3 separate regions of the Homo sapiens genome follow, and all the other regions are linked to region 1. Evidence: chromatin loops called from intact Hi-C (ENCODE). Cell type or tissue: PC-9. All regions are shown on one strand.

The links. A loop is a pair of places that touch in the nucleus more often than their neighbours do. Peaks named below come from ENCODE experiments on the same cell type or tissue, not always from the same donor. Only the 100,000 strongest peaks of a DNase experiment are listed, where the experiment ranks them.
Region 2: a loop joins it to region 1, with 5 times the contacts of the local background. A loop is called at or near these places in 42 of 110 quality-filtered maps.
Region 3: a loop joins it to region 1, with 11 times the contacts of the local background. A loop is called at or near these places in 87 of 110 quality-filtered maps.

What each region holds. Positions count from the first base shown.
Region 1 is chr11:100,860,150-100,862,649 of GRCh38, forward strand. The region is part of intron 4 of ARHGAP42 (Rho GTPase activating protein 42); the gene reads left to right. Among named protein-coding and RNA genes, the nearest start is that of SNORD13I, 73 kb to the right of the region's middle. In PC-9, no CTCF peak of the experiment used is centred here; a DNase peak (open chromatin) is centred at 1,282; H3K27ac peaks cover 1,785 bases.
Region 2 is chr11:100,927,577-100,930,076 of GRCh38, forward strand. All of the region lies in intron 6 of ARHGAP42 (Rho GTPase activating protein 42), which reads left to right. Among named protein-coding and RNA genes, the nearest start is that of SNORD13I, 5.4 kb to the right of the region's middle. In PC-9, no CTCF peak of the experiment used is centred here; a DNase peak (open chromatin) is centred at 1,025; H3K27ac peaks cover 1,069 bases.
Region 3 is chr11:100,577,890-100,580,389 of GRCh38, forward strand. No RefSeq gene overlaps it. Among named protein-coding and RNA genes, the nearest start is that of ARHGAP42, 110 kb to the right of the region's middle. In PC-9, no CTCF peak of the experiment used is centred here; a DNase peak (open chromatin) is centred at 1,332.

The DNA.
Region 1 (2,500 bases):
TAACCACTTGTGCAACATCATGGGAGCATATAAAACTTAAGGTTTCTAAAATAGAACTAATCATCTCCCATCCTTCCCTCATTCTTACCCTGTTTGAGTTTTCCTTTTAGTCAATGTCGTATCCCTTCCCCATTTGAGCAGTGCTGTCCATTCTAATGCAGAATTATTTCTACTCCTTTCCTCTTTACGTCTGTCTGAAATATTTGAAATAGCCTACTAATTGATCTCCACACCCTCCTTCTAACATATTAACAAATTTTCACCATCTCCAATTATGTCATTCTTCCAATGATGAAACCTTCTGTGGTTCTGCTTGACAGTTTAATTTTGATAATGAAAGCTTTCCACAACTTGGAATTTTGAACTTTGCTACCCACCAGCAGGCACAGTTTTCTGTTCACCCGGCTCTGTATATACCTGACACTAATCATGTCTTTGCCCAAACTTTTCCCTCTCTCTGGAATACTTCTTACCCTTTACTTTTTGAAGTCTTGCCAGACTTCATATCCCAGCACCAGAAACAACCCTTCCTTATATAGGCCTTTCTCATGCAGATGTTCCCCTTCCAGAACCTATTTGGTTTCCTTTTCTTAGGATTGAATAGCCTTTACACATATTCCCCATAAGAAGTTAACACAGTTTGCCTTGATTAGAATTTTATGTGCATTTCTCCACCAATTGTGAGCAATTTTCGAGTGAAGGACTAAAATCAGAACCATTTTTATGTTAATTAATTCAGCAAATATTTATCAGTCTCATGGTTGGCTCACACGTGACATGCATGGTGTTTGATAAGATGAACGGATGTAGCTGTAAACAAGTCAGAGATGATTCCTGTGTGTATGTCCCTATTATCTTTCATGAAAAACAGACATAGAAGTAATTACAAGTGTATTGGGGATTGCGATGCAAAAGTGCTTCACAAGGGCATCATTAATGGATCTGAACTTGTCCAGGAAATCAACAAATGTCTTCTGCAAGAAGTGTTAGGTAGAGACCTACGTCATGAGGAAGAAAAAGGGGACACAATGGTGGGAAGGGAAAAAAACTTACAAATATTCCAGAAAAGGGAATGGAATATGGGAATGAATGAAGGTTTTCTTGGTCGGGGAGGGAAGAGCCTGGCATTTTAGTGGAAGAAAGTCCAGTATGTTTGGAGCACAGTGGACCCTGGAGGTAGAGGCCACGTGTGCAGCTTTATAAATGACTCACAGTATTTTACTCCCTAGCCTAAGGGCAGTGATAAGCAATAGAAACGTAAGTGGGAGAGTGATATCATATTTGTATTTTAAATGTCATTCTAGATGCATATCATGCATGGATAGGAGGCCAGACTACCTGGGCAAACCAGTTTTGGGGCTGGCAGTTAGTGGCTTTAGATAAGGAGGGTGAAAGTAACTGGGGACAAGGAGATGTATGAAAGCTATTTTAGAGGTGAAATGACAACAGTAAGAAGTGGGTTACATACTGGAAAGTTAGTAGGAGAAGGTTTCGGGAATGTCCCTCTGGATTTCAGGTTGCATAACTGGGTGGTTGTTGAACCACCTACTGATATAGGCCACATTTATGTTGGATGACAATGATGGTAAGTTGAGTTTTTAGTCATGATGAGTGAAATTTAGGCTCCTCTGAGACATCCATGTGATGTTGAGTTAGCAGGTGTGTATTCGGATCTGAATTAGAAACAAACATTTGGGAATTCTATCTTCTAGGTGCTTATTAAAATCATGGGAGTAGATTAGATCCCTTTGAGAAAGAATAGAGTGAGACGGGAAGAGGACCCAGGATGTTTATAACCAAAGAACTCTCTCAACACTTGATGTTTGGGGAAAGAAAGTTAGGAAAGGAGGCTGAGAAGGAAGGAACAAAAGAAAGAAGAAATGACAAGAACATGGTATCCTAGCACAAGGAGAGTCTTTTCAAAATTAATAATAGCTAATTTTTATTGGCGGGGACTTTCAGTGAAAATCTGTGACCTAATTAAATAGTCACAGCAAACTGTGAGGTGTGGGTACTAGTGTTATACCTGCTTACAAATGAGGAAAATGATGGGGTGACTTGCACCAAATCACAGAGCTGATCTGAAAGAGTCAACATGTTCCCCAGATGAAGCCATTTTATTTCAGAGCCTTGACTTAACAAGCTTTCACTTCATCAATGGTGTTTTTATAAAAAATTGAATTAGAGCATTGTGAAAAATTCTTTCCCTAGTACACATATTCCAAGTTTTCTAGCCCCCAAAAAGAGTAAGTTTCATCTGTTTGGGAAATCTTTTTCTTATTTGGAGGTTCAAGTTATCTTACAGTTGCAGTGGCAGGAGTCTTAATAACATTTTATTTTGTTTTGTAAACATCTCAATTGCAGAACAGATCAACTGAGAACACCCGACAGTATACTATGCCTTTGCCTGCTCACTGGAAGGTTAAATTTGTGATGAAATGAAGCCGGTCTTGAGCATTAATATTATTGCATTTAGTTTTTTGGTGGTGGTGATTCTGTG
Region 2 (2,500 bases), 67 kb after region 1:
TTTGGTAGAAATCAATCATGTAGCTTCTGCTGGGCTTTATCAGCTTGCTGGTGACAGTACTTTCTCTATTACAATTGAGCTGTAAAGATAAGCTGGCTATTGTCAATGCCTCTGTTCCTTTACCAGGAAAGTGTACCTCAGGCCTCTTCATCTGAATTCCATCCTCTTGAATGCTTACAAATCCATCTTTTCAGGAATTCCAATGACGCTTTTCAGTGCTGAGGCGATGCATGGCCACGGCTTTGTTTTATTAATCAGTGCACGTAATTGTCCATTCATTCATTTGTGCTTCTGTCCTCCCATTTTAAAAGTAGTCTTTTCCAGGCCAGCATTGACTGGCCACTTTCCATTCTTGGCTCTCTTTTTATCTTCAAGTTTCTCATTATTTATTTGATTCGATTTATATATGCTTTCGTTTTCATGCCATGAACTCCTTTGCACATCTATGCATTAGACTTAAAGCAATCTGTAGTCATTTTGAAGGTATCCTTTAAGATGTTTATCTCTAAGTTTCCTCCAGGCAGGGAATTGCAAAGACTACAGATTTAACTCACAGGCCTGACACTTTTACAGTGTGAAAATTGATGCCTTGACTTTGCCCTACTTTTCTAATCTTCTTAGAAGTTTAGATGGCCAAATATGAAGGATGGAACTATATAACATTTTGATTTCTTATAGTGCCTTATGGTGCTTTGTGTTTGGGAAGTATTTATTTTTATTTTTTAAAAACAACTTCAGGCCAGGCATGGTTGCTCACACCTGTAATCCCAGCAAGTTGAGAGGCCGAGGCGGGAGGATTGTTTGAGCCCAGGAGTTCAAAACCAGTCTTTGCAACATGGCAAAACCCCACCTCTACAAAAATTAGTTGGGCATGGTGTCATGCGCCTGTAGTCTTAGCTACTTGGGGGCTGAGGTGGGAGGATCACTTGAGCCTGGGAAGTCAAAACTGCAGTGAACTCTAATCATGCCACTATCCTCCAGCCTGGGTGAAAGGGTGAGACCTTGTCTCAAAAAAGAAAAAAAAAAGTCATAAAGATACAATTCACATACCATACAGACAACTCATTTAAACTATACAATTCAATGGAACTTTAGTATATTCACAGATCTGTGCAACGATCACCACAAAAAAATTTAAAGCATTTTCATCACCTTAAAAATAAACATCACATCCTTTAGGTATCATTCCCAGTATACCCCACAACCATTAATACTGAAACACCACTAATTATTTTCTGTCTCTATTAATTTGCCTACTCTGGGCCTTTCATACAAATGAAATTGTGTAATACGTGGCCCCTTTGGTGATTGACTTCTTTTACTCAGATGCGGTTTTCGAGGTTCATCCATCTGAAAGCATGCATCAATACTTCATTTCCCTTTAGGGCCAAATAACATTTTATTGTATGGATAGACCACATTTTGCTTATCCAAATATTAGTTGATAGGTACCTTTTCACTATTATGAATAATGTTATAAACCAGCGGTCCCCAACCTTTTTGGCACCAGAGACCAGTTTTATGGAAGACTATTTTTCCATGAAAAAATTGGTGAGGAGGGAAGGGTTTCAGGATGAACCTGTTCCACTTCAGATCATCAGGCATTAGTTAGATTCTCATAAGGAGCAGGCAACCTAGATCCCTCGCAGGCACAGTTCACAATAGGCCTCACTCTCCTATGAGAATCTAATGCCAGCACTGATCTGATAGGAGGCAGAGCTCACCCAGGTCTCACCTCCTGCCATGCAGTTGGGTTCCTAACCGGCCACAAATGACCTTTACTGGCCTGCAGCCCAGGGATTGGGGACCCCTATTATAAACGTTCATGTACAAATTTTTGTGTAGATACATGTTTTTCTCTCTCTTGAGGAATTACTGAGTCATGTGGTAACTGTATGTTTCACCATCTGACGAACTACCAAAATATCTGCACCCCTTGACACTCCCACCAGTGATATATGAGGGATACAGTTTCTCCATGTCCCTCACACACACTTGCTATTATCTCACTTTTTGAGTCTAGCTATCCTAGAGAGCTGAACTTAGATTTCACTGTGGTTTTGATTTCGATTTCTCTGATGACTAATAAGAATCTTTCAAATGCTTTTTGACCATTCATATATTTTCTTTCAAGAAATGCCTATTCAATTTCTTTGCCTATTTTTAAACTAGGTTATTTGTCTTTTTATTATTTAATTATGAGTTGTTTATATATTCTGCATACAAGCCCCTTATGGGATAAATGATTTTTGTAAATATATTCTCCCATTCTGTGAGTTTTCTTTCAATTTTCATGACAGTGTACATGAAGCACGAGTTTTTAATTTTGAATATTTGTTCCTTTTCTGTCTTGTAATGGGGTTATTTTAAAAGATTATTTATCTGTTAAGTATGGTATCAGTTTTTCCAACTGGTTGGGTTATTGGAGCGACAAGTAATTTGGTTCTATACCCTTGGGAATAATAAAGTGCTATATGAGATTTCGTCAGTGATAAAAGGA
Region 3 (2,500 bases), 280 kb before region 1:
GGAATCATCATTTTTTTTTTCTTTAACAGGCATTCAGGAATGAAATGTGTTCATTTTATGTCTGTGTGCTGCTTTGGTATTTAATGCATATGTCTCTAGCATAATATCAAACTTCAGTCTCAATTTCCTGAACAATCTGTATATTTAGAAGACTGAACAATATTTCACAATAGTGTTTTTATTTTCTTAATCTTTTTTTTTAAGCATTTGCTCATAGCTGGAAAGGTGACCATAAAACCAAAACCAGATAGGAAAAACTAAGCCAAAGGAAAACCAAATTCTGATTACTAACAACTATTTAGATCGCATTTTATCAACTTATGATTCAATGATGATGAGCCATATTTTGATAAGAGAATAACATCTCAGACCAAGCTTCCCTCTCTAATATCATAGATATTTGTATCATGACAAAGGATGAAATAATCCCACACATTAGGGTGGAGAACTTATAGCTATTTTCCTTTCAGATTTAAAATTGCCTGTTTTAGTAGATCGGTATCATGTGTCCTTTGCCTTACTTAGAGAGTTACAAAATAGATTTCTCCTTCATAATCTCCTAGAGGGAAAGAACCTGTAAGAAGATCTGACCCTATTTTGCCTTCAGCTGACATATCTAGGCTATATTTGGTAAGCAGCAAAAAATCTGGAGTGATTTTTAACCTTCAACTGGTGTGAGAATGACGGACTAACTTTATTTGAAATGGAAGCCAAGTGAATATCTCAAAATTATGACGTCTTTCCTCCCTCCCCATGGTGAATACCACCCCAACCTCCTTTTTTCAAATTAAAGAGTTCTTGACACTCATCTCCCGATCAAATCCATTTATTTTCAGCTGATCTACTCCAAGTTGATCAAACAACTTCTTTGGTAAAATAAACTACTCACAAAGAGTTCATGGGTTGAGCATGAAAGAGAAGGAAAGCTGGGTAGAGAAGAAAGAAGGAGCAAGTGTTATTTGATGATTTATTCTGTTGTTTATTTTTTCCCTGTCAATACAATTGCAGCTAAGACTATGTTTCTGTCTCAGCGTATAAACTAGCTTTTCACAAGCAGCTTTATTTTAGTCATCTACATCACGAATTCATTTTTTGGCACCAGTTGAGCACACTAGCTCCTATTGAGACGAGCTACAGAGAAAGCAGGCCAGCGCTCCCTCTAACCTTGACAGTGGTTCAACTGAAATACTGTGGATGGAAATTCTACACAGATGCAGCATGTTTTTGTTCCTCCAGGGAATACCAGAGAGGGCTATGGAGTGAGTCACCTGGTGCCATTGCCTAGGAAGAAATGATCCCTGCATTACCTGCATTCTGGACCCACTACCTTGAAAGCCTTGCCTTGCTCTATAGAACAATGAGGGGACCCAGCTTCGCATGCAAACTGTTTAAGGCAGTAGTCATTGTCCTGACACTTCTGTGGTTTACTCTATGTCTCAACACTCCTTGAAGTATTTCTTTCACTCACATCACTCTTTAGACATGCCTTTGGTTTCTGAGCTTATACAATATTTTCCTATGATCAGCAGTGTATTAGTTAAGGCTCTCCAAAGAAACAAAAGCATAGGAGATAGATAGATAGATAGATACATAGATAGATAGATAGATAGATAGATAGATAGATAGATAGATAGATAGAGATCAAGTATATATATATATATACTTGATATATGTACTTGATATATATATATATAAGTATATATATACAGAGAGAGAGAGAGATGAGGAAATTTATTATAAAAATTGTCTCACACAAGAAGTCCTATGATATGCCATCTGCAAGCTGCAGAACCAGGAAAGCTAGTGGTATAATTCAGTCCAAGTCCAAAGGCCTGAGAACCAGCAGTGGAGGGGTCACTGGCTTAAGTCTGGAGTCTGATGTTTGAGGGCAGGGGGATTGATGTCTCAACTCTAGAGGAGAAAGTGAAAATTCATGCTTCCTCCACCTTTTTGCTCAATTTTGACCTTCAAGGGATTGGAAGGTACACAACCACATTGATGAGGGTGGGTGGATCTTCTTTACTTAGTCTACTGACTCAAATGCTAATCTCTTCCACGAACACCCTCACAGACACACTGAGAAATAATATTTTACCAGCTATCTGGACATCCCTTAGCCCAGTCAAATTTTCACATAAAATGAGACATCACAAGCAGGGTTGAGCTTCAGAAATTTAGAATTTCTTTCTTCAACAACAACAACAACAAAAAAGCTTCTTTTTTAGTCTTTCCAGTTGACTGAGATCTTCGAGAAAACAACTTCTAAACTTCTGTGTATAATCATCCGGCCTTTACTTAAACAGTTCTCACCTCAACCACCATTCTCCCACCAACCCACTGCCTAAGACTCCTACCTTCTTCCCTACACACCCTTAATTAAAGCCACACATCTTTCAGGCAGTGTAGCTCATCAAATATGATTGAATGCCTTCTCCATCCCAGGCTGGGCATTAAGCATTGCAGGGATGCAAAGATAATGAAAGCAGTCCCTCGCATTGAT